Regions from separate parts of the Homo sapiens genome. Here region 1 is linked to region 2. Evidence: chromatin loops called from intact Hi-C (ENCODE). Cell type or tissue: GM12878. All regions are shown on one strand. Each heading gives the region's core, and the rest is flanking DNA. Links, peaks and the distances in the headings are about the cores only.

The links. Hi-C counts contacts between places; a loop is a spot of excess contacts. Peaks named below come from ENCODE experiments on the same cell type or tissue, not always from the same donor. Only the 100,000 strongest peaks of a DNase experiment are listed, where the experiment ranks them.
Region 1: it touches region 2 in a loop (3-fold over the local background); 4 of 110 quality-filtered maps call a loop at or near these places.

What each region holds. Positions count from the first base shown.
Region 1 is chr13:62,313,631-62,329,972 of GRCh38, forward strand. LINC01074 (long intergenic non-protein coding RNA 1074) reads left to right here and starts at 7,675. Exons shown (of 2, transcript NR_149075.1): 1 at 7,675-7,756; 2 at 8,296-8,768. LINC00459 (long intergenic non-protein coding RNA 459) reads left to right here and starts at 10,027. Exons shown (of 2, transcript NR_047038.1): 1 at 10,027-10,324; 2 at 15,126-15,217. It also overlaps the pseudogene RPL32P28. In GM12878, for the core only: a CTCF peak has its summit at 6,701 (motif pointing right); a DNase peak (open chromatin) is centred at 6,741.
Region 2 is chr13:62,111,272-62,127,613 of GRCh38, forward strand. No RefSeq gene overlaps it. Among named protein-coding and RNA genes, the nearest start is that of LINC00358, 90 kb to the left of the region's middle. In GM12878, for the core only: a CTCF peak has its summit at 8,674 (motif pointing right); a DNase peak (open chromatin) is centred at 9,248.

The DNA.
Region 1 (16,342 bases), core at 3,208-11,207, 200 kb after region 2:
GCGACAGAGCGAGACTCCATCTCAAAAAAAAAAAAAAAAAAAAAAAAAAATTCTGTTGTTATTAAGCTACCTAGTGTATGGTATTTTGTTGTAGCCGCCCAAATAGACTAAGACAATATCTAAATAAAACTGTTATTCATACCTCTCAGATAAAAGCAATTAATGAGTCATTAACAATAATATTTTGTTTTATAAAAAATATTGGATTTAATGTTACTAATAGGCAGACATGAAGAGTGTCTAACAGCATTAATTCTGGGGGCATACTTCTTCAGTTTAAGTCAGTCTACCAATTACTATATGGTTTTAGGAAATTTACTTAAACTTCCTTGTACTTTATTTTCCTTACCTACAAAATGGAAAAAATAAAGGTTACTCCTTCAGAGACTTGTTATAAGGATTAAGTGAGTGTATATCAGTAAAGCATATAAAACAATGTCTGCCATAAAATTTGTACAAGTTAAATGTTATCTGTAATTTGGATTTGTTTCTGTAGTCCTCTCCATATTACAACGATTTTACTCATCCATTTTCAGTAAATACCACATACAAGCATCAAAGCATTATAAATAAAAATTGTAACCAAAAAAACTCAAATGATTTTAAAGCTATTATGACTTGTGTTGAGATTTCCATCTGAAAATGAGCATGAAAAAGCAATCAGACAATAAATACAAAGTAATGATGATTAGGAAATAAACATGTGAGAAGAAGTTACATATGCTAGCACAAATACCTTTTTAACATGGTAGCTTTTTACATGATATATTGAAAAGCTTTATAAATGTTTTGAAAAAAATAAAAGCCATATTGTTCTTCAATTCACTTTGAGCATATTCATTGTGAAATACACTCTAATTTGGCTCATTTGTCACTCAACTGAGTGACTTCTACCTTCTTTTCTTCTACTGTGGAGTGTGAAAAGTTAAATACCTTTCTCCTGTCCATTTTCCATCTAGATGTAACTTGCAAAAATAGTTCTGGCCATTGAATTGTAAGCACACATTTATGCTTTTAAATAAAAAGTCAAAGGCTTGCAATAAAAAGGCTTGTAGCCCTTCCTTTCTTCTTGCAGTCTGGAATGGAGACATGAGGCAGGAGGTGAGATGGCCATCCTGCAGCCATGAGTGTATAAGCGTTAGGATGAAAGCTGGGAAAATAGAAGTTTGTTCCATTATGATATCCTTTTGCAATCCTATAATACTATAAAGAAATATCTGAGACTGGGTAATTCACAAAGAAAGAAGGTGTAACTGGCTCACAGTTTGGCAGGATTTACAGGAAGCACAGTGCTGGCATCTGCTCAGCTTCTGGGGAGGCCTCAGGAAACCTACAATTATGGAAGAAGGTGAAGGGGAGCAGGCACACCACATGGCCAGAGGAAGAGCAAGAGAGAGAGTGGGAGGCTGAGGTGTCACAGACTTCTTCTTCTTCTTCTTCTTTTTTTTTTTGAGATGGAGTCTCACTCTGTCACCCAGGCTGGAGTGCAGTGGCACAGTCTCAGCTCACTGCAACCTCTGCCTCCCAGGTTCAAGCAATTCTCCCTTCTCAGCCTCCTGAGTAGCTGGGATTACAGGTGCACGCCACTACGCCTGGCTAATTTTTGTATTTTTAGTAGAAATGGGGTTTCACCACATTGGCCAGGCTAGTCTCGAACTCCTGACCTCAAGTGATCCACCAGCCTTGGCCTCTCAAAGTGTTGGGATTACAGGCATGAGCCATCGCGCCTGGCCCCGGAGGTGTCACAGACTTTTAAATGACATGATCCTGTGACAACTCACTATTGTGAAGACAACACCAAACCATGAGGATTCTGCCTCAATGACCCAAACACCTCCCACCAGGCCCCACCTCCAGCATTGAAGACTACCATTCAACATGAGATTTGGGCAGGGGCAAATATCCAAACTATATCAGCTACTGTTTGTTAGTGTCTGCATTGTATCTTTGGCTTTCAGAACTAGTTATAAGTACTTTCCTATATCTTATCTATATATTCATATTTACTAAAACACTAGATAAAGGGAAATAATCATTCCAGTCAAAGCCCTCAGTTCTACTGAAAAACAAAATTAAAATAGAATAATAAGGCATCTGGCTGTTTTTAATTTTCATCAGCTTTAAATATTTATTGCATATTCTAAGAGTTGAAAAAAGATCATTAGAATAAAGTTTGAGGTTTTAATGCTTTTTGAACATGTAGCACACAGCTTTTCATCATGGATGTTCTATTTCTGCTTCTTCTTGAGAATATAGAAAATGATTATGTTTCATTGTAGAATCACTCATGCTTTACCTCTGCAACTAAATTGTGGCCTACTTAAAAGCTGATAATTTTTCCCTCATTTTCTGGTATGGAATTGCAAACAAAGTACACATTCAATAAATTATTAATGAATGAATACATTAAGTGAATATGCTTAGTTGATCAATATATTAACTATATAAAAACAAATAATAAAATGCTCACAATGCAGACTTGTAATAAATATATTTTGAGCCACAAATTTCTGTACTGCACTCTCATGGCATATGTTATAATTATAATGCTACCACATAAAACCAATGGTATTCTTTACCATTTGCTTATAAGCATTCAACTGCAATATGTCAAATTAGGTTATTAAAATGGCAGAAAGAAGTGGGATGATATTTTCATAGAAGTATATATTATTCAATAATCAACGGTGGCAGATCATCAAGCCTTGAAAAAAGAATAAAAATCCTTGAAAAAAGAATAAAGATTTTGTGGCTGGGCGTGGTGGTTCATGCCTGTAAGCCCAGCACTTTGGGAGGCTGAGGTGGGTGGATCACCTGAGGTCAGGAGTTCGAGACCAGCCTGGCCAACATGGTGAAATCTCGTCTCTACTGAAAATACAAAAATTAACTGGGCATGGTGGCACATGTCTGTAATCCCAGCTACTGGGGAGGCTGAGGCAGGAGAATTGCTTGAACCCAGGAGGCAGAGGTTGTGGTGAGCCGAGATCACACCATTGCACTCCAGCCTGGGTGACAAAAGTGAAACTCCATCTCAAAAGAAAAGAAAGAATAAAGATTTTGTTTACAATTATCAATTTTTGTGCTGTACAATTTTATGAGCAGTGCAACTATACTCTTTAAGATATTTTAAGAGATTTAGTCATATAATTTACATACATGTTTCTTTAAACCTATTTGAAATCCAGGAATCTATGATTTTATCTGAAAAGAAAAAATATTAGTGGTTCAACAAGATTTTTTGTCTACATTTTACCCAGAAGTAGATTTTGGTTTGTGAGTCTTGAAGCTTATATAATTTTGAGAGTGAAGACAATTTAAGCAAAATAATACAAAAGTTATATTTATGTGTACATTTTACAAAATCATATGACTCCTGTGAATGTATTATCAAATTTCCATCCAGTAATCTGTCCTGCAGTTAAAAATTTATTAGCTTCACCTTAAATCTATAACACTACTACTAATGGTGCTTTTCATATTAGCCACTTTTCTCTGAGATACCAAAGTTGCTGCGTACTTTTTTTTTTTTTTTTGAGTTGGAGTTTCACTCTTGTTGCCCAGGCTGGAGTGCAATGGGGCAATCTCGGCTCACTGCAACCTCCGCTCCTGGGTTAAAGCAATTCTCCAGCCTTAGCTTCCCAAGTAGCTGGGATTACTTGCAAAGCAGGCACCACTATGCCTGGCTAATTTTGTATTTATTTATTTATTTTTTTAGTACACACATACTCACACACACACACACATTTTATTTATTTTTTTTTTTTTGAGATAGAGTCTCACTCTGTCGCCCAGGCTGGAGTGCAGTTGTGCAATCTCGGCTCAATCCAACCTCTGCCTCCTGGATTCAAGAGTGTCTCCTGCCTCAGCCTCCCGAGCAGCTGGGATTACAAGCATGCACCACTACACCTGGCTAATTTTTTTTTTTTTTTTTTTTTTAGTAGAGACGGAGTTTCTCCATGTTGGTCAGGCTGGTCTCAAACTCCCAACCTCAGGTGATCTGCCCGCCTCGGCCTCCCAAAGTGCTGGGATTACGGGAGTGAGCCACCATGCCCGGGTGCATACTTTTATATTGGATTAAAAAAAGGTAATTGACTCCTAGAATTACAACCCTTGAAGCTTAAGGAAAAGCTGTTAATATTATTGAGTGGGAATACATTTATTGAGCACCATGCTAAGGGCATTATATACATTACCTGCATAATCATCATTAGAGTAATATCATTATCACCAAATAAAGTGTAAGTTTAAGGAATGTACACCACAGTCAATTCTGACTTCTGTTGTAATTGACACCAAATTTGCACAAAATTCATTCTTGCATGTGCTAAACATGTGTATTTAAAATATCCATGAAAGTTTTCTTGTCCACGAAGTTATCAATTTTCTATTCTCCAAAGTAGCTTTGAAAATGTGATTATTTTCCCTTATGTTTGTTCAGTACCTCTGACTTTTAAAAAGCATTGCCTTTTTAGACTAGCAGGAAAAATAGGCTGTGGAAATAGAGTACTTCTCACTCCTGATTTGAATTTACTTGGTAGAAAGCTAGGACTCATTTAGTTGCTATGGAATTGACATTTGACTAGTATTATTTGTTATTGTAACTCGATTTAAAATAAAACTATAGCTCTTCAGTCCAGCATGTTTCAGCAACAAACATATTCTTTGTCTTTTCAGTTGGTATAATCAGTTAAACTTGTCAGTTCACCCATTTCTGTTTCTGATCTGTATCTTATGGCATATTATATACTACATATCTCTATCACAGGGCATTTGGTGAACTTAGAGAACATTAGGTCCTATTTTGTCTTAGGTGTTTTCCTAAATGTATTATCATTAAGAGTTTCCAACTCTTAAGCTGAAAAGCAATCAAGTTATCTGTTTGCAGTGGAATCTTTTAACTTATATTTCATACTTAGTCCCTAAAGAATGCTCTTAAGAATCATAATAGCAAGTATCCATTTATCACTACTCTAAATCAATTGCTAATTAACTCCACAAGGTATAGACAGATTTATCTTTAGCCTTATGTTTATTATGAAAGTTTTACGACTTACAAACTGCCATGGTATTTACAGCAATCTTTTTCTCTTATTAGTCTATTTCCTTTTTGTTCTCCTAGTAATGCATTCTATGTAAGGTAACTGAGTCATAGGAGCTTTGAAAATAAGAAATTAACAATATTGTTAAGGATAAAAAAAAGTTTCTGATTTTTCCTGTTTCAAATATTGGTAATCTATTTTTTGTTATATTGGGTGAATATCATGAAATATTTATATGTATTGACATTACTCATTTGCAATGCTAATTAAAAATATGTTATTATATGAAACTATGAACACACAAAATGATCATATGTAGACTAAAAAATGACTTTTTTTATTATACATAAAGACTGCATTTATACTTCTTATATAATTAGGGTCCTGAGAGCTAGTTAATAAATGCTGCAAATCTTTTAATTTTCTATTTTAAATAATGGCCCAATTCCCACTCATTTATTATCAACATGAAAAGATGATTAAAAATTAAAACTCTTGACATTCTCCAATTTTTATCACCTAGGACTGTCTTGAAGTATTTAAACAACAGAGAATGACCAAGATATTATTAGAGGTTGACATTTTGTAGATTTTGTATTTTGGGCTTGTTTGATCAATTTAGAATTTATCTTAAATTTTTAATGAAATTTTTTTTCTGTACCACTTGCTGTTTGCATTCATATGTACTTCTAAAGATATATTATCAATTTAGATTGTCATTTAAAAAACAAAACTAAAACTAAAACCCTCAAAGTCATGTGCCTATAACTGTTTATCATAATTCCATTTCAAATAAAAATGCTTGATGATAAAAATGAAAATTTAAATATCGAATAAAATATAACTATGTACTGAATTTGATGACACAAGGGGAAGTAAAGTAGAACATGGTTGACCATATGACTTTTATTTTATTTTAAAATATTTTTATTCCTAAACAAGGCCTTAATATAAGAATGTCCCCATCCTTCTTCTATCCTAATGATAGCCACCAATTTTTTATCTATCAGAATATTATTTTCTGTGCATGTTTAAATATACAGAAATGAATATTGACTTAGACATAAATGGTACGTCTTTTCTAATTTTTAAAGTGATATCAAAAATATTTTATACAGCCTCATAACATGCACGTCTTGTGATTTTTCAATAAATTTTACCTTCATTCTTTGTAAAAGGAAAGCTTTATTATTGTAAATGCTAGTAATTACATATGTTTTGTCCAGTGTGCAACATTTTCTTATCTAGTTTTTCATCACTGAGTAAGCATTGGATTTATACAAACTTAAAATTTTATAATCTCTATTACTACTTTTTAACATGGCAGGTTATGATATAGTTAAGAAACTTCAAATTATTTATTTTCATTAGAGGTCATCTTTTCTCAAGAATGATTCAATGCAGTGCTAATGATTAGAAAAATTGATTATATTAGTATCTGAATGTGTTATATTGTCTTTAAATAATTATTTACTAGGATACTAATCTACTTCTGAGACTTGTGCTAAGGTGTTTTTATCATTATGAACTGAAAACTGGTCAAATATAGAATATTACTTTATCCTACTTTAAATTTAAATATTAATTGTGAAGTGTTTCATCCATTTCTTGTGACTAAGTAGGTTTCTATTTCCTGTGTAGTCAGTAGATGGCAGGCTTGTATCACATACAGTCTGAATTTAGTGTGGCATACTTATTTGTTATGGTAACATGAATACTCACTGATAAGTGTTTTCGTTGTCTTTGTGATAATGAAATACAAGAAAATAGCTCATATTTTATTTCTAAAACCAAATAAAATTATTTGTTGAATGAGCTTAAGAGCTATATAACTTGAAATCATACCTGTTATTGTCCTAATGATTTTTTGGTTTACATTTTTTAAAAATCACAGTCAGACAAACACTAACATTGGCAATTACAATAGGATTTTACTGCAATTCTAAAACTTGAAACATAAATATTAAACAATTTTAGAAAAAAGTACATCATAAAAATGAATCCACACAGAGTATATATATTTTTCAAATTTAACATAAAATACATAAGAAACAGCTTCCTTGTGAAAAATACATAATATGAATGCTCAAAATTTTTGAAAGTCTGTGTGAAACCTGTATGTTGCTATTGTTAATTCATTCAACCTGACAGTGCATACACAAAGGGTTGGTTTGAGGGAAGGTGTTATTTGATGTCTATGTCATTCAATAACATCACTTGATATGATATAGTACATCACATGGCATGTTTCTTATCAGCATGACAAAAGTAATCTCTTCCGCCAACTGTAGCATGTCTGAAAGACAGCAAATTATATCTGCCAAGATTAAATGCCTCTATACTAACGCTTATTTAAAATAAAATTACTTCTCAAAAAATCTCATTGCATAGGTTATGTTACTGTGAAAGACGGTAAATTTAGTAACAACATCATGTCCTAAATGTAACTCAGGAAGTGGCAATATTCTGTATTTATTTTTTCTTTTCCAAACGAAATGAGCTACAAAGCTAGGTGGATGCCAGAGGACATGAGCACAGATAGACAGATTTTCTGTGGACAATATTACTGTGCTCTAATACATTCTTTTTGTAATTATTCCAGGTCAAGATAGTGGCCAAAGAGGAAGTTATAAAGCAGACTAGGAAATTCTCCTAAATATATCTCCAACAGAGTAAACAAGAGATTAGGAAACTTGTCCTTCATTCAATTACACCTGGTAAACTTTTTACATTTCCCATTCTATTTTTTGCCTGTGATGTCTAAGTTGAATTACCTTTGCACAGACTTTGAGGAAAAATTTCCCTGTGTATTGCAAACTGACCTAACAATTATTAGTACAGAGAAAAGCTGAAATGATTTCCACAAGGCTGTTGGATCTTTTTATTACCTCTTTTGCTTGTTTGTTTGCTTATTTTGTGTGCTCTCCTGAAATTCAAAGTACTTGCTGGAAAAGACTACATATATCCACTCTCAGCAGACAGGGACTCAGAATTCAGCAATCCTGGTGTAGTAATCATCTTTGCCCTCTATTCACACAATACACATGTATTATTACTATTGCTGTTACTGTTTTTTATGATGTTTGGCTCAAAATTCATTTTATGTTCACTTTTCTGAAAGCTAGAAAAGTTAATATTCTTCTTTTCCAGTGAAAATCTTTAGTGGCTTTTTCCTGCCTAGAATCTAAAATAACTACAAATTTTGCCAAGCTGGTTTACTCTTTCAATAACTAACGCTATTTTTCTGTGTCCCCAGGCAGGTGAATGGGAGTGGAGCAGTAAGAGATGCTGCTTCCAGTAGTTTTCTACCTCTCAATCCTTGCTATTCAAAGTATGGTCCACAGTCCAGCAGCTTTGGCATCACCTGGGAACTTGATGGAAATGCAGATAAGTTCAAATTCCCACTACTGATATACTGAATTAGAAACATCTGCCCTTCAAGAAGATCCACTGGTGATAATATGCATATTAAAGTTTGAGTAGCACCGCCATTCTATATCAGCTTGCAAAATGAAAGCAAGAAGAAACAAAACAAAGCATTAGCCAGTTTGGATTTTCTGAAGTGCACTAAATGTCAAACTCAAGAAAAGGTAGTAGAAAATAAATTTCTCTTCAACCAAGTCATTAGTATGGAATCATCTACTCTGTTTTGAGGCGACACCAGCCAATACCAGCCACATTTTCGGAATCATCATTTTCTGGTGAAATAAACTGACTTGCATAATTTAATAAATTTTGGTGAATAACAAGACTTACTCTCAGATACCAACATTTCCTAGCTTGCAAGACAGTAGTTATAGAAGGAAACTAATAGACATGGTTTAAAACACCTTCTAATGCAAAGTAGAAGATTTACAATGCTGCTTCATTGTCAGGTTCCAGTGTCCTCCTTTTATCCAACAAAATCTAAAGAGTTATCTCATTGGAATTTTCAGCTTCAGTGAAAATTCTGTGATGATCTCAAATGTTGCTGCATAAAATGTATAATTAATGGAGTGAAGTGGTTTGTAAAGAAACATTTTATTAGAACAAGTGAGGGTAAATGAACTAATAGAGTTCAATTCTATGCTTCAATTTCCAATATAATATGCAAATATCTACTCTGCAAAACCGTATAAAACGACTTTCTGAACTATTATTCTAGGTTTAATACAGTGATTAGACTGGGTCATCATTTCTGCATTGTCAGAAACTGTGCTATTTTGCAGTATCTAATTGTTGTTTTATTTCCTTTTTAATTATTTTATTCACTGTGTTATTATTTTGGCTTTAACATCAGACACATTCTTTGATATTAAAATTGCATTTGATTAGCTTTTAACTGTCTCAGACATATTAATACATGATGATGGGTTTTAAGTCAATGAATGTATTCTTCTATGTTATGGCCTATTTCATTGTTCTAATTCGAGTGTCAAAATTGCTATTTATTTGAGGACTGTCATTATCAAATATTTCAGAATGTGAGTTGCCATTATTCAAAGGAATAAGTCAACAGACATTTACATAACATGTAATAGTAAAACGAAATTATTCATATTATAACGTTTTATAATGTTTGGCTTAGAAGACTTGCTACAGATGTTATAGACAAACAAAAATTGTATGGTTAATGCAACAGGAACCTGGTTTCAGATAGGTGACATGACATTTTCAAAGTCTCACAGCAATTTTGATTGAGCTAAGCCTCAACCATTGGTCAATTTCTTTAGTCTTTTTTTTTTAACACTGAAATCAACCATGCTATTTCTAGCCCCCATTTTTTAAACTTGGATAATCAAAATGAGTTTAATAAAACATCGTCAACCAAATATCACATTATGCATAATAACACGTATCTTGAAGGTTATAGTAAATGGAAAGATGAATCTGGAAAGCTAAGAGAATTAGAGGTCATGGCTGGATGTAAAATCACCATGGAAACAGCTTTCATGGCCAATTTGTGGGGATATGTCAAAAGGCAGTAACCTGTGACTTATTTTTTTCCAAAGCCCTTTCTATGAAGGTTACAGGCTCTATATCTGCTTTCATGATGACATTTGTCTATGTTTTTGTAGGATTCTATTCTGACAAGCACAAAACCCTGCACCAAGTTGAACCTGTCCTTTGTGATGAGGCTGTTGAACAGAAGAGCAGCGTAGCAGTCTGTCTATTCTTGCTCCACATTCAGCTAAATGCCAACTCCGATCCCTTTGAGATGGTGAACAGGCTGAACCCAGGGATCGTGTCATCCCTCAGTATCCAGACTTCTTCAGAGAACCATGTGGTGAAACTTCTTGATTAAGGTCATGTTCTTAGTCTATAGTATCATTTTTTTTTTGTAAGCTAAAAGATATCTATGTGTTTCAGTATCTAAAAATCTATTTAAAAATAAATATGTAGATTTGAATAATCATTCCAGCTTATGTTTCCAAATTACAAAAATAAAAGAAATTATACAATTCAGATGTTTGTTTTGTATCATTATCTTATAGAGAGTAATTTTACATTGCAGACTTTGTGACAAACTTGGATCCTTTTTTGGCTTTATACAAATAAATATATCAAAGAAATTCTTATTTTTATTAGTGTAACATTACATTTTACTATAAAATAACTATTTTTATCCATATTTCATTTACTGAATAGAATAGTGAATTATGTTTAAAAACTTTAATCATTGCAAGCCATCATCTTTGGATGTTTTATGATCTTATAAGGAAACAAGCATGTATTAGTTCGTTCTCATCTGGCTATGAAGAAATACCCAAGACTGGGTAGTTTATAAAGGAAAGATGTTGAACTGACTCACAATTCCACATGGCTGGGGAGACCTCAGGAAACTTACAATCATGGCAGAAGGGGATGTAAGCACGTCCTTCTTCACAAGGCGGCAGAAGAGAAAAGTGCCAAGCCAAGGGGGAAAAGCCCATTATAAAACCATCGGATCTCATAAAACTCACTATCATGAGAACAGCATGGGGGGACTGCTCCCATGATCTAATCACCTCCCATGAGGTCCCTCCCCCAACACATTGGGATTACAATTCAAGATGAGATTTGAGTGAGGACAAAATCCAGGCCATATCAAAGCAAAAGTTTTATTTCTATATATTATTTATACATATAATATTTATTTATTTGGAAAATAATTCATATTATGTGAATTTTTCCTAAAGACTCTGGCATTCAGCTTTATAGATTTGGATAGAAAAACGTGTGTCCTTGGATGAGGACTCACATACCAAGACTTGATAGAATTTGCTTTTATGCAAACATACTGATAATGAATGATACACAATAAAGTAATATTGTGATGTGTTCCATGGGGTTGTTTCTTATTATTTAATAATAAGATTTAATTTAATAATTTAATAATAATAAATAATAAATAATTTAATAATAAATACTTAATAATTGATTTAATTAATAATTTAACAATATTATTACAAGTACTACTATCTAACTTTTTGGTTCTTAATTTAAGTCTTCATCTCCAGTTTGCCAATAGATTGACTTAGTCTAGAAGAAAATTTTAAATCATGTTGACTAGACAATCCAGAGATTTTCTAGATTTTTGGAAATTCTGGACTTTCTGTCCCACCATGACAGTTATTTTTCTATTAAATCTAACAAGTAATTGTCTAGTGAGATGTTAAATTATTTCTATTCTTGATTTCAATCTATCTTTGCCTAAATGTGGAAGGTGGTACAAAATACTCAATACTTTTCACCCACAATTTATAGTTTAAAATATTTTCAGTCTTTAGTGCTGCTTATATTTCAATTAACATTATGGCTAAGTATTACAGTGTAGTACAAGGATGAAAATTGGGAAACTCTGGAGAAAGGGAAGCTCTGTCCCAGTACTGCACATGCATTTTTTAATATTCCCCCCAAACACTAGCTTCAACTTTAACAGTTTCCAATTTCAAAAAAAATTGAAACCACTTAGAATTTGAAAACATTGATCTTTTTTTAAAAAAAAATTAAATGATAATCCAGTTCATAAGTTAAGTCTAATCTACTTTTCAGACTGAAAATTATTTTATAGATATCAAGATAAATTAGTATTATTTTTCCAGGATGCATATCCCCAAGAAATCCAAAGCAAATATTCTTTTTAAAAAAGGACAACTTTTAAAAACTTTAGGTTCAAGGCTGCATGTGCAGGTTTGTTATACAGGTAAATGGGGGTTTGGCGTAGAGATTATTATGCCACCCAGGTATGCCACCCATCGCATAGTAGATTTTCCATCCTTCTCCTCCTTCCCTCCACCATCATATAGGCCTCAGTGTCTGTTGTTCCCTTCTTTGTGTCCATATATACTCAAGAGAACATTCTATTTTTTACTGGAAAAAAGAATTATACTTTGGCTTAAAATAGTCTAGTATTCATAAGGGAGAAGTAGCAAACACAAAGTTCTAATATATCAATGGAAAATTCTGTTGCATTTGAAATAGATATTTAAACCTTGATATAATCAAATAAAGAGGAGATATTAGCCAGCAGCTAATAATGAAATTGCCTGATAAAGCATAAAGTTGCCTCACTGAATTATTGTGGGTTTGAAAGGTTTGTGACAATAACTGCTTCACACATTTAATAAGACCCATTAAAGAACATTATATGTTTTTTAAAAGGGTCATCAATGAGGTCATAGTAGTTTATTGTTGCAGTTTATTTAATATTTATTAACTACACAGCCATCTGAATATTCATTTTGAAAATTTTAATGTGCATATACAAAGTCTTTACCATAATTTAAAGTTTTTGAATGTGCTATATTTTATAAATTTGTCTTTAAAACCATACACTATTTTTCCAAAGATTTTCTTTTAATTAAATTTTATAAAAGTAACTAAGTAGCTGCTTTTTTTTTCTTTTCTTTTCTTTTCTTTTTTGAGATGGAGTCTCACTCTGTCACCCAGGCTGGAGTGCAGTGGTGCAGTCTTGGCTCATTGCAACCTCTGCCTCCTGGGTCCAAGCAGTTCTCGAGCCCAGCCTCTGAGTAGCTGGGATTACAGGTGCGTGCCCCCATGTCTGGCTAATTTTTGTATTTTTAGTAGAGATGGGGTTTTGCTATGTTGACCAGTCTGGTCTTGAACACCTGACATAAAGTGATCCACCTGCCTGAGCTTCCCAAAGTGCTGGGATGACAGGTGTGAGCCACTGTGCCCAGCCCAAAAGTAACCTCTTTATAAATGAAAAGTTACACAAATATATTGAGTTGACAGAATAGTCCCAAATAAGGAAACTACTTCAAGTAACTTTAAAATACAATAATTTTACTTGGAACTTTGGTGTGATTACCCAAAAAATGGGAGCAGGACTGTCTAAACTAATCTCAGTATCACATTGTTAGTAGTGTTGTGGAATTACTTTTCTGAGCTAGCAAATAAGTAATAATGTTGGAGTCTATTTAGTGTGAAAAAAAAATACTGATTACACATATGGTTCTGAATTTAAATTTTATTTTACACTTGAACTCTTAACATATTTTAAAACATAATACATATTTCTAGCATTAAAGAGTTCTAGAAACATTGACCAACCCAAAAGCAATAAGTACTACTACAGTCCATATTGTAGTATTTAAATATCATTACTCACTAAAGAAACCAAGAATTTTTAGATTTTAGATATGAGCATGAAGTGTACAAAACTGTCCTAGAACGTCCTTTCAAATCAAAAATAAGATGTATAGTAGTTTACAAGGGTCATGTCAAAAGGATGTAGGAGCCAAATTGAATAGCTTATCACAGGCCAAAGTTGAAAACGTTTAAACATAAATTTGGAGAAAAAGTAATGGTTTCAAACACATAAAATGTTTAAATCCATGAAGTCATACTAGCACTCCAAAACACACATATAAGGATAAAGAAAATGTGGTACATGTACAACATGGAATATTATGCAGCCATGAAAAATAGCAAGATCATGTCCTCTGCAAGGACATGGATGGAGCTGGAGGCCTTATCCTTAGCACACTAAGAAAAGAACAGAAAACCAAATACTGCACGTTGTCACGTATAAGTGGGAGCTAATGATGAGAGCATATGGACAAAGGGAGGGGAACAACACACACTGGGGCACATAGGAGGGTGGAGAGCAGGAGGAGAGACAGGATAAGGAAAAATAACTAATGGGTACTAGGCTTAATACCTGGGTGATGAAATAATCTTTACAACAAACCCCCACGATTCAAGTCTACCTATGTATCAAACCTCCACATGTACCCCTGAGCTTCAAATAAATGTTAAAAAAAAAAAAAAGAAAAGAAAAAAGAAAATCTCAGCACTGCCTAGAGAGGAGCAGCCATCTCCTAATTGGCACCATGGCTGCACTCAGACCCTGCATGAAGCACAAAATCGTCAAAAAGAGAGGACCAAGAAGTCCATCTGGCGCCAGTTAGACGATATGTCAAAAATAAGCATAACTGGTGAAAACCCAGAAGTATTGACAACAGGGTTTGTAGAAGGTTCAAGGGCTGGATCTAGATGCCCTACATATGGGAGCAACAAAAAACAAAACACATGCTGCCCAGTAGCTTCCAGAATTTCCTGGTCCACAAAGTCAAGGAGCTGGAAATGCAGCTGATGTGCAACAAATCTTACTCTGCTGAGATTGCTTACAATGTTTCCTCCAAGAACCACAAAGCCATCACAGAAAGAGCAGCCCAGAGCACAGCTGGCCATCAGAGCCACCAATCCCAATGCCAGGCTGTGCAGAGAAAAAAATCAATAGACACCTCATGTGCACATTTTATTTTCATTTAAATAAAACCATCAAAACAGCAAAAAAAAAAAAAAAAAATACCCACAACAAACAAAAAACACCTCGTAGGGTAATTTCATGAAACCAATTCTCACTGTTTTGGAAAATAGTATATAAAATTAAAATTACTATTCCTTTAGAGTTACCAACTAATGATTAACAACATTTCTTCATTAATAATATGAATTATATTATTAATGAATTAATGAATTATTAATGAATTAATATCAATTAAAAAATGAAGAAGGAATAATAAAATATTACCATTATTCAAGCTTTTAAAAATAATGGGAATAAGCTGGAATCAACTTTTGTTTTTCTTTCTCTAGGTCGCAAAAGAAGAGACAACTATACATTTTGTGATGCTGAAGGGAAATGTACAAGAGCACTACTGAAGAAGTCCAGCCAAAAAAAAAAAAAAAAAGCCCAGTAGTATTCTTATCAAGCCTGTATATCCAGTTTATAGGAAATATAAGAGACAGAGACACATGTTAAATGGCAACAGTAGAATGTAATACACAAAATCCAGACTTGAAAATGTTATAAAATATGCAAAAAAGATTTCTTAAGAATAATATTAGAAGAAAAATGAGTTTGTGGGAGAACTTATAGAGTCTTTAAAAAATATATTAATTACAGTGTATGAATTCACTTTGTTTCATGATTCAAACAACAAGCTGGTTAAAAGTTTAAGAGAAAATTCCATCATGATATTGACGTGAGAATTAAAGTGTTTGTTAAAAAATGAAATATACTTGGGAGGCTGAGTCCAAGAATCCCTTTAACCTGGGAGGTGGAGGTTGCAGTGGGCCGAAATTGCACCATTGTATTCCAGCCAAGGCAACAGTGTGAGACTCTGTCAAAAAAAAAAAAAGAAAGAAATATGTGGATTTTTATAAAAAGGCATCTTTTGATAAAATGAAAACATTAGAGTGTGAATTGGGTGTTTGATGATGGATGTTTTATATTATGAGATTATTGTTAAATTTATGTGTTATAACAGCATGATTATATTAAAAACATTGCATTTATCAGAAATGGATACTTAAGTATTTATACGTGGAATGAAAATATATTTACTGTTTAATTTAAAATAACCCAGTAAAACAGAAAGGGTTAGTTAAAATTATCCAATTTTAAATTGAATTATTTAAAATAACCCAAAAAAGTTAAAAAGGAATACAGAGAAAATAAAGGAAAAAATAAGATAGTGTAGATGATATAAATAAAACAAAGACAAAATATTAGTTGCTTTTGAAGCTGGGTGAAGTGCATATGGGAAGTTCTTTTTATTATACTGTTATATTTGAGATGATCTATACTAAAAAGTAAAACACCAACAAAACAACCTGTTCAAGACACAGTTTCACAGATCACGATTTAATTGATCTGAGATGGAACCCAGCCAACTATTAGGGTTTTTTTTTGTATTGTATTGTTTTGTTTTGTTTTGTTTTGTTTGGACGGAGTCTCGCTCTGTCGCGCAGGCTGGAGTGCAGTGACGCCATCTGGGCTCACTGCAAGCTCCGCCTCCCGGGTTCACGCC
Region 2 (16,342 bases), core at 4,513-12,512:
TAAATAGTGTATTTTAATATAAATGCTTTCTGATTGCAATTTAACTTTCATCATTTAACATGTGCAATATTAATTTCTTCAGACTAAGAAGCTGTGAGGAAAAGTTTCCATGATATCTTTCTACATTTTAATATTCATTTTCCTTTAAATAAATTCCTGTCAATTTCCTAATAGTGTATTAAATATTTATGTGTGTGGTAGTACACAAATTATTTCACATGTTGTACATTTGTTAACTATATATGATCATACCAAAGTTGTAACAAATTTATAACTCTGAGAGGCTCCTTGCATTTCTTGAGTAACCTAAAAATATTTTACTCAATTACTTGATACAGTATAAACCTCTTGTTTCAATGGTAGCAGTAGCAGACTCAAAAAAGAAAATAGTAAACAGTATTAACCAAATATGATGTTGGAGTTGAGCTTGGATTCTGAAAATCACATGTAATTGTTCAAAGTATGTCTCCCAGGGATCAGATCCATGCATTTGTCTTACTAACATCTCCTATTTAATCTGCTTTCTTTTACTTTTTCATTACAACAGGATGCATTGAGCTTGAAGCTGCCCAGGTGTGTAACATCTTTAGCTTTAATATTCACAGAGTCCAGAATTCCGTATGTATCTGTATGTATGTATGTGTGTAAATTGTGCTAGTCAAAATCATTAGTGCTCCTTCAAGATTAACTTTAACACTAAATAGAAATCTCTTATTGATGGATATAATAGTATCCACTTTTTATTATGTTTAGTAGAAATTGCATTATCTAGTGTGTTCTGTGGTGTCTAAATTTTGTTTCTAGAATTAGATGATATGCATTTTAAAATAAATGCTATGCTTTTCACTTTTTTCTCTTGTTTGTGTTTGGAATTGGTGAATTTAAATATGGGATCCCAATATTCTCATCCTTTGGAAGTAATAGAAATATGTTTCCTTTATGTTGCAGCTCCGGAGGTCAGTGGGGGTGGAGGGGCAGTATTTTGCCTTAAGAAGTTGGAAGCAAAACTGCTTGTAAGGAATAGACTGCCTGATTTTTCAATAGTAGAAATAATTGTCAAAGGAATTGTGATTTGCATTGAATTACCATGGATTATGATTTTAATGTGCCTTCATTTCATTAAAATCCTTAGAATACAGTACTTATAATTCAATGAGAAAATACAAAGAAAAATCAAATATTTTAGAAATGACTAAAAATCATCCCATTATGCTAGATGCAAAGAGTGCAATGCAAAAAATATACATCATCTAGTCTTATAGATGTGTAACTTGAATAAGTTACACTACACAGTTGAATTGCCAACTCATAAATTCAAACATATATTTTGCATGAATTTATGGTATCTAACAACAATTATTTTTTAAATAATGAATAATGAGGCAAATCAGAGTGCTTATACGGAAAACTAGGTTTATATTTCTTCATGGTTATTTAAATATTCTTTTTCTCTCTTTTGAAATTATCCTGTCAAACAGTTAGTAGATCTCCAACACACCCAAAAAATCTTGACAGTAAACATACTGCAATACTGCATTAATTTAAAAAAAATCACTAAGAGAAATCCTTTTTGGTATTTTCTCTGTCATATGCCCATTTTTTTTTTAGCTCTTAAAGATTTCTATGCAAAAAGAGGGTCAGGACTAAATAAGTTTGGGAAATGGAGCCTACTATATTCCATCCATGGAAAATCACAACCCACAAAACAAGGGTTCTGAACAATCTTTCAGTGAATAAGTGTTCAGCTTTGTTTATCCTACTTTTTACAAGTATGCTTTACCAGAGAACAGTTTTTAAAGTAACCTCTCTCTTTACATCCTGTAGATATAGAATTCCACAGAAAACCCTCTGAAATGCTGTTCTGTGCTAAACAAGAACTCCACTGCATATAACCTAAGTTACTTTGTAACCTTCTTGCCTATTCAAGCACAGACAGTCAAGGTAAATCTGAATCCACTCTCTAGAGTGTTTGTATGTATGAATTATCTCTCTAAAGCACCATCTGGCCACAATACTTTATCATTATCAACACACAAGAGCTGTCTGCATCCAGGAAAGTATTTCACACCTTATTTAAATGTGCTACCCAATATGCATGCGTGTGAACTATACATCCAGAGTCAGATATGCACTTCTCACATCTAACATCAACATATCAGGTTTGCCCAGTTCTCTCTCTCTCTCTGTGTGTGTGTGTCTCACACACACACATACACACACATTTTGAAGTTGAAGCTCTTGACTTCATAAGGATGACTCATCTCCTTTACTTGAATAGCTCGTGTGTGTGTGTATGTGTGTGTACGTGTGTGTAATATTCAAACATGGGCAGAGATAGAACTAGCTTGTGCACTAATCATATCTAAGACTAACATATCAGAGTTCACTAAAGATGAAAATGTTAAGCTTTCCTAGTTTGATGATGACTGTTTTCCCAACATAGGAGTATGCAATTCTTGTCCTCCAGCCAACATTACAAGTCTGAATATCTAGGCAAAGACTCTAATAAACTTGCACCATATCCAGTTTACAGTGATGCCTACACAAAGCCACTATAGAGAAAGAACATTCATACCTCTAAGAAGATAAATTCAGTGCAAAAATCATCTAAAGGTTAAAGTACTATGGCCTATTGTCCCCACCACAAAAAAATCTGAGTTTATGTGATATGTATAACTGTAAGGTTTAATTTAGATATATTAGATTACCTATATTGAAGTTTTTTAGTGGTGAGCACTTCCATATGAAAATAGGTAGTTTTGAAAGTTTAGGTCTTGCAGTTTTCCACATTACCATGTCAAAGTCGATAGTAAGAACATAAAGTTTTCTCTGCAGGTATTAGACAACCACACATTGACACACCTCTCTGAAAATTTCTTCTTTAAATTTCTGTTTAGATCACAATGAAAACAGCTGACTCCATATGAAAATGGTTACAAAAAAAATCATGTCAAGTGCAAATATATCTGAGCAGACAAGAAGATGAGCTATTCTAATAAAAGAGATAACTCATCCTTGTTATGTGAAGTCAAGAGCCTCAACTTCAAAAGGCAACATTTTAGGAAGATAAAGTGAATCCTTCTCATTCTAATTTTGTTGTTTCATACTTTATAAAACACAAAAGCAATGAATAAATTTTTAAAAATAACTTAGTGTACCTTCGGGTTTCTTTCCCAAGGAGCCTCCAGGTATTCTCTGAGATATGCCTAGAAATACAACAATACTGTTGTTGTTGTTGTTGTTGTCGTTTTGAAACAGAGTCTTGCTCTGTCGCCCAGACTGGAGTGCAATGCCGCAGTCTCCACTCACTGCAATTTCCACCTCCCGGGTCCAAGTGATTCTCCTGACTCAGCCTCTCGAGTAACTGGGATTACAGGCACCAGCCACCATGCCCAGCTAATCTTTGTATTTTTGTAGAGATGGAGTTTCACCATGTTGGCCAGGCTGGTCTCAAACTCCTGACTTCAAGTAATCCGCCCACTTTGGCCTCCCAAAGTGCTGTGATTACAGGTGTGAGCCACCGCGCCCAGTCAACAACACTGTTTTAATGTGTGAGGAAAAGGAAACACAGGGAAAGGGGAAAGCATGGTCTCTGAAGACATTTCATCTTTTCAGTTCCTAGTGTAGACAGTGAAATCCATGTACATTCGTTAATATAAAATGTTTAGATTACACCATTAGTAGATGGAGAGGGAAGTTTCTATAACACTACAGAAAATTCTAACTCATTACCATAATATCTTTTCACTCTTCACCTTCAATGCGAGGGCAACTGCAGCAGTCATTGGCAATCAATTTTCAGACTCCCAAGGGATGTGTCTGGGGATCTCTCAAGGTGAATAAACAATCAAAGACATATTTCAGCCAGGTGTAGGGACTCCTGTGGCTGTGGAAGCTTTTTGAGAATTTCATCTTACTGATATGGGAGAGCTGAGGAGAGAAGAGTGTGGTCCCTTCAAATGATCCGGAAGTGGGGAAGGGAAGTGCTGGGTAGAGGAGAAAGTGGTCCTTGCCTAGGGCTCCACCCCAACAGACCTAGGTGAGGACAAGCATTTTTGTTGCATTTCCCAAGACCACCCTGGCCTGCGGTGCCCCCATCCTGTGCCTATAAAAACCCCCGAGGCCCTAGTAGGCAGACACACAAGCAGCTGGACTTCGAGATGAGTGGATTGAAGGAAGAAGACACCAGAAGCTGGACGTGGAGGCGGAAGAGCACACCAACAGATGCTGGCAGGCAGGCCATCAAGCAGCAGAACAACACAGAGTTTTGCTGGGGCAGTCAGAGGACAGCCTAGGCCGCTGAACAGCCCAACTCCAGGGGAAATCCTTCCCACTCCATCCTGCTTTTGGTTTCCCCCATCTGCTGAGAGCTGCCTCCACTCAATAAAACCTTGCACTCATTCTCCAAGCCCAGGTGTGATCTGATTCTCCAGGTACATCAAGGCAAGGACCCGGGATACAGAAAGCCCTCTGTCCTTGTGACAAGGTAGAGGGTCTAATTGAGCTGGTTAACATAAGCCGCCTATAGATGGCAAAACTAAACGCGCAAAACTAAAAGAGCATCCTGTAACACACGCCCAGTGGGGCTTCAGGAGCTGTAAACATTCACCCCTTAGACACTGCCATGGGGTCGGAGCCCCACAGCCTGCCCATCTGTATGTTCCCATACAGGTTTGAACAGCAGGGCACTGAAGAAGTGAGCCACACCACATCACATGCCTTGTGAGGTGGACAAGGGAACTTTTCCCGTTTCAATAGGTTAATCATTTCTAGGTTAGTTTCTTGAATGTGTCCTCCCTGTACACTAAGACACAGTTTTGGAGTACAGTCTTTTCTCATCCAATATCTAGTATTGTAATTGAGTAGGTTAGCTTCAAAATGCATTTTAAACGTTTTTTTTCCTCCTTCCTTCCCAGTCTCAAGATGTAACCTCAAAGCAAAAGGTAGAAAACTTGTTTTTCTTCATCTTAAAATATAGCCTTGAAACCTACTATGAAATTCCCCTCCCTTCTCTTTCCCACCATGTTCCCCCTTACCCCATGCAAGGTTACCTAACTATATGCTTATTAAGAAATTCCAGGGCCTAACTGAAAACAAACCAGGCATGAAGGCCCAGCTGCAGAATTCACCTCCACTTAATGATTGCCTCAAAACCAATAATCTACAGCCTGGTTACTGTCAAGATGACACCATCCCACACTCCCAGTGGATCATAACTCAATACAGGCATTAGAACAAGATTCACAGTTTCTGCACCTTGTACAACTCCTGCAGACCTCCCATATCAAGCTTCCCCTTTTTAAACCCTTTTCTTCAGCCCAAACTATTGAAGTTGGTTCTAGTGGGATGTAGCATGCCTGCTTCCCCACTGCTAGTTCTAGATATAAAATCACTTTCCTTTCACTGCACTTAGTCCTGTTTTTGACCTTGCAAGTCAGGCCTGCACTCAATTATAGTATGAGAGGGAAAAACTTTAACGATGGTGGGCCGGGCCTGGTGGCTGATGCCTGTAATCCCAGAACTTTGGGAGACTAAGGTGGGTGGGTCACTTGAGGACAGGAGTTGGAGACCAGCCTGGCCAACATGGTGAAACCCCCACCTCTACTAAAAACACAAAAATTAGCCAGGCATGGTGGTGTGTGCCTGTAATCCCACTTACTTGGGAGGTTGAGGCAGGAGAATCGTTTGAACCCAGGAGGCGGAGGTTGCAGTGAGCCAAGATCTTGCCACTGCACTCCAGCCTGGGCAACAAGATAGACTCCATCGCAAGAAAATTAAAACAGTTAAGGATGGAGGACATTGTTCAGAAAATAAAATTCAAGAGAAAGTTATGTTATTGCTGGTTCTTTACCATCAGATTTCATTAAAAATGTCATCTACTCGCATTTCAGAAAGATGAAAATAAGTAAAAAAATCATTACAGGACAATCTTATTTTATCTTGCATATATATATATATCTTTCATATATATATCTTGCATATATATATGCATATACATATATCTCATGTAAAAAAGCTCTGGCTTTGATAAATGTATGAGAGTTTGACTTCAGAAGCCCCATAATGTGTATAGGTTAGTTTATGTTTACTGTGAATTTGTTTTTACTTTAATGCTAAAGCAAGGGAAATCAATATCTACTTCAATTTTTTAAGATTCTAAAGAGGCATTTATCACATAGGCATGTTTTTTTTTATTTTCAGGAAGATTATATAAGAATATATTCTTAAAATTTATTGTATTTAATTCTTCCTAAAGAGAAAACAAGAAAAACATATCCAAGTTACATTAATGATTTTGAAACCTTTATTCGAATTGATAGCTCTGCACAAATTTGCTGTCAAAACATGCAAATAATCAGGTTTTTGCCTTTTCTTCCCCACCCTTTAGAGAGGGTGTCAAGCTGAAGTAAAATTAGTAACTGAGGAAAGAGTTAAAGTTCTTTTTTAAAATCTATTTTTTAATTTTTACAATTTTTAATTGAAAAAGTATAAATTGTATATATTCATGGAGTACAATGTGGTGTTTTGACAAGTGTATACATTGTAGGATGATTGAATAAGGTTGATTAGCATATCCATCCTCTCAACTATTTATCATGTCTTTTTGTGACTATATTTAAAATTACACATTGCATAAAACTCACCCTTCATGTTTACAAATGTAATTATGGTAATTAATTTTAGATTTGTTAAGTCACTACCTATAAAACAACCTTCATAGACAACAGAAAATATAGTATGTAAAAAGAAAATTTTAAAAAAACATTGCTTATCTGTTTTCAATGAAAAGCTAAAAAAATTGTCATTTATTCAGACTAAAACCTCAAACCAAAGAAAGATAGAGCAAACATTGTTAAAATGTTAGCTCACAAGCATTTAGAAAAATACTCATCAAGGATATATATGCACACACACACACACACATATACACACACACACACACAAACATATGTATTACTATTATTTTTTTTTTGGAGATCGAGTCTCACTCTGTTGCCCAGGCTGGAGTGCAGTTGTGCAATCTCTGCTCAATCCAACCTCTTGCCTCCTGGGTTCAAGAGAGTCTCCTGCCTCAGCCTTCTGAGTAGCTGGGATTACAGGCACACGCCATCCCACCTGGTTTTCTTTAGTATTTTTAGTAGAGACGGGGGTTTCATCATCTTGGCCAGGCTGTTCTCAAACTCCTGACCTCAAGTGATCGGCTTGCCTCGGCCTCCCAAAGTGCTGGAATTACAGGCATGAGCCATCACACTGAGCTGATATTTTTATTTTCTAAACTTTTTTGGCTAAAGATATACAACAGTTGTTCTCTGATTACAGTATCATTTAATTATTTTCCACTTCCCTTGTAACAATGCAAAAAGAATACCCTTCTTTCTCTACTGCTGCACTATACGTAGCTAATTTATGGAACTGAATGATTTTTGCTTTCAAATGACATTACTGACACTATTTCTTTTCCTGCTTTGTTTTTTACTCATCCTGGTTTTAATCATAAATCTCAGGAGAGCTCTATTTTCTTCATCTTGTTCAATAGGCATTGTCTCAGTCTAAGCTCTTAGGCTTTTCTCTCTTAACTGATTATGATGACTTCTATTACAAAAATAGCATTTATTAAAACAAATCTATTAATGAGTGTGTCTACCTAGAAATAAAAAAGAAGTAGGAGTTTTTTGGTGTTTTTTTTTTCCTTTTTCATCCTCTCCTTTAAAAACTAGAGCATGCAGGATATATGATGCTGAATTATACTGAGATTTAATTAGTCTTTAAAAAGATGCAAATGAAGAAGGACACTCTATTTGGAATTTAGGCAATTTTTAGAATTCAAAAATAGTTTTGTTTTTTCTCCTGGCACCAGTCTTTTTCTCCTAAGGATATGTGCCTTCTCTTGTATCTTTCTCCATGTACCTTTCTAAATATTTTAAATATTTACTTGTCTTGTTACCAACTCTGTTTCACTAAAATTTTCTTTTCATGAATTGCTACAGAATTGATTTAAAATTAGAATATATTTTTAGGCAAAAGAAACTGGTTAACGAGTTGTCATAAGTAACACATATGTTTAGTGTAACTTCTTTACGTTTATGAACTTAGGAGGACAGAAAGTGGGGATGCTACTTCAGACTTTGCAATGAGGTATGTATGTTTGAAACTCCCATTGAGTATGTGTCTGAATATATCACTATGTAAATAGAAAATTCACATCAATGGATCTTAATTTACCTTCCAAAATTTTTTTGACTGCAGATGCATACTAAACAGTGGAAACTAAAAATAATGGTTTTGTCCTTTTAAAATTAAATTTATAATCATTTATGATTTTAGATGAAAAGATACAGAATATTATTCAAGGAAAAATGTACACTGATGCATATGCATACATACATATTTTATTGCGCTATTTAAAACTAGATATTTTTAATAGGATGTTGAATAAATTCCAGCTACTCTGAGATACAAGGCCATCGAAATGCTGAAAAGAATATCGGATTGAAATAAACAAATCAATTTTTGGAGATAGAATATGATTCCCAAATAAGGAAGCAAGATCTTTCAGGATATAAATGATTAAAGACTTAATCTGGAACCTTGTGGATAAAGAAAGAAAAATCTCTGATATTAGGTTTGTAATTTATACAATACCTGAAACTGAACACTGGGTGGCAATGTTTATCTACTTTTATTTTTATTACAGCTTTTTCAGCAATTCCAAAGATGTAATAGAACTAAAGTTTCTTGTCTTCAAGGTTATTTGTGGGTCTTAAGACACTGAAAAAATCTTTTATTTTTTTTTTAAGTATTTTGGTTCCTTGGTTTTGTGCACAGAATAGTGTCCGTTTTCTGTCCCTCAAGTGCTGTTCTCAATCCATTCATTGACTCTAGCAAAATCAGGCATGCTGTAGAGAATTATCAGTGGAAGAGAAAAATAAGAATCACTAAAGATCTAGACAAACCATAATATAGTAGCAACATGAAAACATCTTGGAATATTTATTTTTGGGAATTAAATGTTGAGGGGTGACAACAAAACGTTCATCATTGAATCAAAATTAGTATGATAAGCTTTTCTTTCTGATTTTGGTTGATGTTCAGAACTATTTAATAGAGCAAGTCAGACGAAAAATTAAAAACACATTGATCAAGCAGTTAAAACCAAATAAGGCCTTCAATTGTATTGTAGCTAAATTTCCTCTTCCAATTCTTACATTCAGATCTAGAGCTGGCATGGGACCAAAGTGTTGAGGCAAGTTAGAATTCAGCACCTTCCCTTCTTCCTTTTCAGGACTCACTTACAACCTTAGATAGATAAGAATCAGAAAGAGCCTCTGGTGCTATGCTAGACTGCTAGGCAGCTTCAAGAGACCAGTTATTTTGGTTTTCTGGAGAATACTTCCTGACATTGACATCAAAAGGATTAAACGGCAATGATTTAGGAGTTCCCCGGAAAAATCAGAACTGACTAAAGCTCTCCAGTGGGAATCTTAACTCAAAAATCACTGCTCTATGAGAAATTCTAGTTATAAAGGATTCCAACCTGCTTGTCACATATTGGATTTGTGCTTCACAATATTAATAATTTTACTTTAGACAAAGTTAGGCTGAATATTGTGTCATTTTTGCCCTAGAAATAGGCTTTGAATAATTTATTTGGTTTCAATGTGTTTTCTGTATTTATTTTTTATGGTGGTAATATTTACTATTATATTGTAGCTCTCTTATGAATGGGGAGCAAAGATAACAGCAAGAAAAGAAAGGAGCTTCTAAACCTCACTGTTAGAAATACAGCAAAGTATTCATGGGAAAAAGTAGGGAAAACATTTTCATCTTGACTGGTTGAAGGCAATTGATGAGTGCAATCAATATATACGTGCAATAATTCATTGTACACAAGATAAAAGGAAATCTGTATTGAGTGACAATTGCTCTTCTATGAGTATAGTGCATTTCTGCAGAAAGAAAAAAGAGAGAGAGAGAAAGAAAAGGAGAAAGAGAGAAGGAAGGAAGGGAGGAAAGAAAGCAGGCAGCAAGCTCGGCCAAGTCACGGCTTAATAACTGTATAGCTAATATAGATATAATTTTTTTAAATGACAAAGATGTTAACAATAGAAAGAACTAGATACACTTCTTGAAAAGAGTAACTTTCCTAGTTATAGCCTTTAGAAAATGTCATTGATATACTGGGCGGGCGCAGTGGCTCACGCCTATAATCCCAGCACTTTGGGAGGCCGAGGTGAGCGGATCACGAGGTCAGGAAAGCGAGACCATCCTGGTTAACATGGTGAAACCCCGTCTCTACTAAAAACACAAAAAATTAGCCGGGCGTGGTGACAGGCGCCTGTAGTCCCAGCTACTCGAGAGGCTGAGGCAGGAGAATGGCGTGAACCTGAGAGGCAGAGCTTTCAGTGAGCTGAAATCATGCCACCCCAGCCTGGGCAACAGAGTGAGACTTCGTCTCAAAAAAAGAAAAATAAAAAAGAAAAAGAAAAAGAAAAAGAAATTATCATCGATAAACTATAGATGTGTAATAATTTGAAAAAAAAAGAGATTTTCATTTTTCAGCCATTGGTGAAACGGTTCCTCCATATACAGGTAGGAAATAGACAACACATGTGAAACAAATTTTTAAAAATTGGACAATAGGCAGTACAAATCCATCCTTGGGAGAAAGGAAACAAAAGAGATGAAATTGCTACCTGAGCTTTCTGTTGGGAAGCAATTTCCAAACTATGGACAGAGAAAAGGGGAAACCCAGAGTATGGGGGCTTCACTGAGTTGAAAAGGCAGAAATCAAGAGTTTTTGGAGTCTGAGGTAGCTCAAAGTTGTAAAGCAGAGTTCTAGAAAAATGGGAAACTATGCCAAAAAGACTTCACAAATTTGCACAGTTGTCCTATCTAGGTCATTCTACATGTTCGGCCTGGCCCCTCTTGTATTAAGTAAAAGTACGTGAAACAGTGAAGAAAAAACTGGGAGGTGTAAGATGAACAACTTCTGCAGCTCACACAGAGTAAGAAAATTTTTGAGCCCTTGAACAGCCAAGACAAAGCCTCCTTGGTTGTCACTAGCACATTGAACGGTGAAGTCAGAGTGAACTGTCGGCAGATTAAAGCTCTTCATAGACTAGTCATATAAAACTTTTAAAGTGGGCTAAAAAGGAATAGGCCCTACTGTAACTAGTTTAACTATCAAAAGCAAAACTAAACATTCTTAAAGAAAGGAAGATTAATAGACTCTAGACACTCAACAAAATAAATTTAACCATATGGAATATCTAATTTTTAAATGAAAGGAAAAAAGTGACCTATAATTGTAAAAGTCAGTTAATATATAAAGACTCGAAAAAGATAGAAGTCATGAAATTATTAGACCACTGAGTTTAAAGAATTATTAAATCTAGGTACAAATATTCAAAGAAACACATAATCAATGAGAAGAGAAATTACATTTTTTTAACAACTATATGAAACGTGATGAAAATAAAATATGTGAAATACAAATTTATCTGGGTGTGATCAATAGCAGATTAGACATTCTAGAAGAAAATATCAGTGATCAGGAAGATATAGCAATAGGTTCTACTTAAAAAAAGCAAAGAGAAGCAAAAAGGTAGTGTAAAAGGATTACAGAGAAAGGGTAAATTGTGAAATAATAGGAAGTTTTTTACATATTAATAAGGACAGTCTTACAAATATATGTACACTTCACAACTAATTTAGCTATTTCTGTTTTTGAAAAATAGCAAAATACAAAAACAATAAAAATTGATTTCTGTGATGGCATAAATAGTGTATTGCAAGACTTAGATATTTTGTTCAGAGAAAGCACAGTTACATAATTCACTGATTTGTTTTTTGAAGGAAGATTTTTTTTTGTGAAGACCATTCATGAATTTAGGGTGCATTTCATTAGTATTGACCTCTTAAACAAGGTCAAGTTCTTATACTATAGTATCCTTTTATCTCAAGAACACTTGACTATACATATAGATGCCTTTAGTATATTTATATGTGTGTTTTTGTTTATGGAGGTATTCTCTGAATAGGAAAAGGCAATGAACATGGACATAAGAGATTTATATCCTCATACCAGAAACATTGTGATCTCAGCCTTGATCCACAGAACTTTTCCCTTTTCCTTTTTTGTGGTGGAATATAGTAAAGGAAACATATAATCATGGAGAGAAATTATGATAACGAGAGGAACATTCTATCTGCAAACTAATAATATATATATTCTATCTGCAAACTAATAATAATGACAGGAACATTCTATCTGCAAACTAATCTATGCTATTCTTGGCTATGTTCCATAACAATGTCTCTCTTCTTTGACCATACAGGGAAACATGATCCATGACCAGTCCCATAAGGCTAGCTCAGCTGTTAGGAAAATAAAACAGTCAATTATTAGTCTTAAAATGGGCACAAAAATACAGTTCAATAAAATAAATAAGATCTAGTATTCAATAGCCCAATAGGGTCACTATAGTTAATAATAATTTATTGTATATTTTCAAAAGTAACTAAAAACGTAGAATTAGAATATCCTAACACAAAGAAGCGGTAATGTTTGAGGTGATGATTACCCCAATTACCCTGATTTGTTCATTACACTTTGCATGTCTGTCTGTATCAAAAAATCACATGTACCCCATGAATAAGCTATTATGTACCCAAAATAATTAAAAATAATTTTTTAAATGAAAATCAATTTAAAATGAAATATAATCTAATCACACCAACAGAATTTTATCATCATTTAATTGATTTTTATATTGTCTAATTCTGAAATATCAGGGTCTGAAAGTATTTCTTGTCCTTTAGACAATAAGAGTATTTAAAATTTTTAGCCAGTTTTATTGAAATATAACTTTGATAGAATGTTTTCCCAATTTCGAGTCAACCATTTGAATTTTGGCAAACATATACAATAATGTGAACAGCAGAGAAATCATGAGATACATTTCTCTTATCCTACATGCCCGTTGCAGTCCACCCCTTCTTCCTACCCCTGCTCTCTGATATCCACTGATCTGCTTTTAGTCTTCCTAATTTTACCCTTTTAGAATTTTATATAATTCAATCATAAAATATGGAGTTTTTATGTTTGGCATTTCTTATGAAACATAAGCATTTTGATATTCATCTGTGTTGTAATGTGTATCCCTATTTCCTTCTTTTTTTTTAGTGCTGAGTACTATTTCATCATATGAACTGTAGTTAATTCACTGACCACTTATGAAACGTTTTCAGGCTAATATGAATATTGTTTTCAACATTGAAATGCAAGTCTATTTATATAGTACGTTTTATTTTTTATTTAGTGTATTCCTAAAAATGAGATTGTTCAATCATAAGGTAATTGCATATTTATCTATACAAAAACAACTTCTAAACTCTTTTTTTTTTCTAAATGGCTGTACCATTTCACATTGTATCCAGACAATTTCACATTGTCTATATATAGTTATATTTCTGAATTTTATGTCCAGTTCCATTTATCAACTCTCCTTATGGCAAAAACTCTCTCCTTATGGCAAAACCATATTATTTTGATTTCAGTAGTTTTGCAGAAAGTACTGATGTAAAGTAATGATAGTCATTCACCTTTGTTCTTCCTTTGGAAAATTGTTTTGACTATTTAATTCTTTTGAATCTCTAGTAAAAAATTATTTTGTTGATATCTACAAAATACAATTGCCTGAATCTTGAGTGAAATTGCAGAACTGACATCTTAATCATATTGAGTTTCCAGTCTACAAACATGGTACCTTTATTTAGTTGTCATCTTTACTATTTCTCTATAATGTTTTATAGCCCCTTTTCTACAGATTTTTATATGTTAAAATTTTTCTAGACATTTTTGATGTATCTGTATGTGCTAACTTCAGTCTCAATTTTTAATTGTTATTATAACAAAGAAATGGTTTAATAACCGTGGGTTTTGTGGCATTACTCACAAATGTGTTCTAGTAGTTGTTTTACATTTCTTGTAACTTTCTACATGGAAAATAATATTGTCTGTGCATAATAACTATTTTATTTGACCATTTTCTAAATCTACACCTTTTATTTCCTTTTTGTTGCCTTATTCTGGTAAGAATTTCAGGAAAATAGAATTAGTAAGAGTAAATAGAATTAGTAAATAAATAGAAGTAATAGGAGTGGATATCCTGATCTGAAGATTAAAAAAACAAAACAAAAAAAAACCTTTATCAGAATGAGAAAATATCTTTTAACCCTGGTTTGCTGAGAATAACCATAACAAACATGATTTTAAGGTTTATGAATTTTTTTTTCTGCGTGTACTGAAGTGATCACTTTTTTGTTTTATAGCCTGTCATTATAGTGAGTATTGATAGGTCTTTAAAGGTTACATAAACTTTGCATTCCTAGGATAAAGCCCACTTGATCCTCAAGTGTAGTCCTTTAACTATGTATATGTGAATTTGATTACTGAAGTTTTGTTAAGGACTTTTGCATTTATAATAACATTTATTTTCTTGTAGTACCTTTGTCTCATTTTGCTATTAGGTAATTCTGGTCCTACAAAATGAGGTGAAAAATATTCCCTTTTCTATATTTTGAAAGAACTTTGTAGAATTCTTAGGATTTCTCCAAGTTGGTGAGATTCTCCACTGAAGCCATTGCGGTCTGGGTTTTTTTAGTGGGAATGGTTCTAATAATGAATTTAGTTTATATATAAATATATATATATATTATATATATGGTACTCTGTGTAAATTACCTTTTATTCAGTGTTGGTAGTTTGTATTTATCACAGGATTTATTCCTTTCATCTAGTTTACCAAATGTATCGGAAAAAAGTAACAACATAAATAATTAATTAAAATTTTGAAAAACATTTATAATATTTATAATATTCCTTATTATCCTTTTAATATTTGCAGAGTTTACAGTTTTTCACTTCGTACATTCCTGATATTGTCACTTTGTGTCTTCCTACACTTCTTTTTTCACTGATCAGTCTGGCTAGACTTATCACTTCCAAAAAAAATCTACTGAAACAACTAGTATTAAAAAACTAGAAACAGCTTAGATAACTGATTTGAGACATTTCTTTTTTTCTCTTTTTACATTTTTTTGTGGTTTTATAGAAAGTTTTATAGTTTTAGAGTCTTTATTTTAACTTTATCTTACAAATTGCATTTGGGAAATAATATACACAATGAAATATATATCGATTCCTTGTGATTGCTTCCCCAAAGCATGTGTTCTTTAAAAATGTGTTGCCTATTTTCTGAATATTTGGATATTTTCCAATTATGTGTCTGTTGTTGATCTGTAGTTTAATTTCTTTTGGTCATAGAACATAATCTGTATGATTCTAATAACCTTATGTTTCTTGAGATGTGTTTTATCTCCCAGAATATCTATTTATTTATTTATATATTTAAGTTGTATAGCAAGATGTTTTCTATATACAAATGAAAATGACTTTTAGTTTTTAGAATTTATTATGTACATTTTAGTATGTTATAATCTACCTTCATATAATACTATATGAAGATAATACTACTATAAACTTTCATTTCCCTCTCTATTCATTTTGTTATAATTATTGCATACATTACTTCTACCTGTAATATAAATCACATAGGCTGGGCGCAGTAGCTCACGCCTGTAATCCCAGCACTTTGGGAGGCCAAGGCAGGCAGATCACCTGAGGTCGGGAGTTTAAGACCAGCCTGACCAACATGGAGAAACCCTGTCTCTACTAAAAATACAAAATTAGCCAGATGTGGTGGCAGGCGCCTGTAATCCCAGCTACTTGGGAGGCCGAGGCAGGAGAATCACTTGAACCTGGGAGGCAGAGGTGCTGTGAGCTGAGATTACGCCATTGCACTCCAGCGTGGGCAACCAGAGCAAAACTCAGTCTCAAAAAAATAAATAAATAAAAACAAAAAGGCTGGGAGTGGTGGCTCACGCCTGTAATCCCAATATTTTGGGAGGCCAAGGTGGGCATATCATGAGGTCAGGACATCAAGACCATCCTGGCTAACACTGTGAACCCCATCTCTACTAAAAATACAAAAAATTAGCAGGGCTTGGTGGCGGGTGCCTGTAGTCCCAGCTACTCAGGAGGCTGAGGCACAAGAATGGCGTGAACCCAGGAGGCGGAGCTTGCAGTGAGCCAAGATGGCTCCACTGCATTCCAGTCTGGGCAACAGAACAAGACTCCATCTCAAAAAAAAAAAAAAAAAAATATATATATATATATATATATATAAAACATAATATATTTATTTAAAATATACTATTGTTTAAAATAATCTATTATCTTTTAAATTAAGATGTGAGAAAAATGTCTATTATTTTTTAT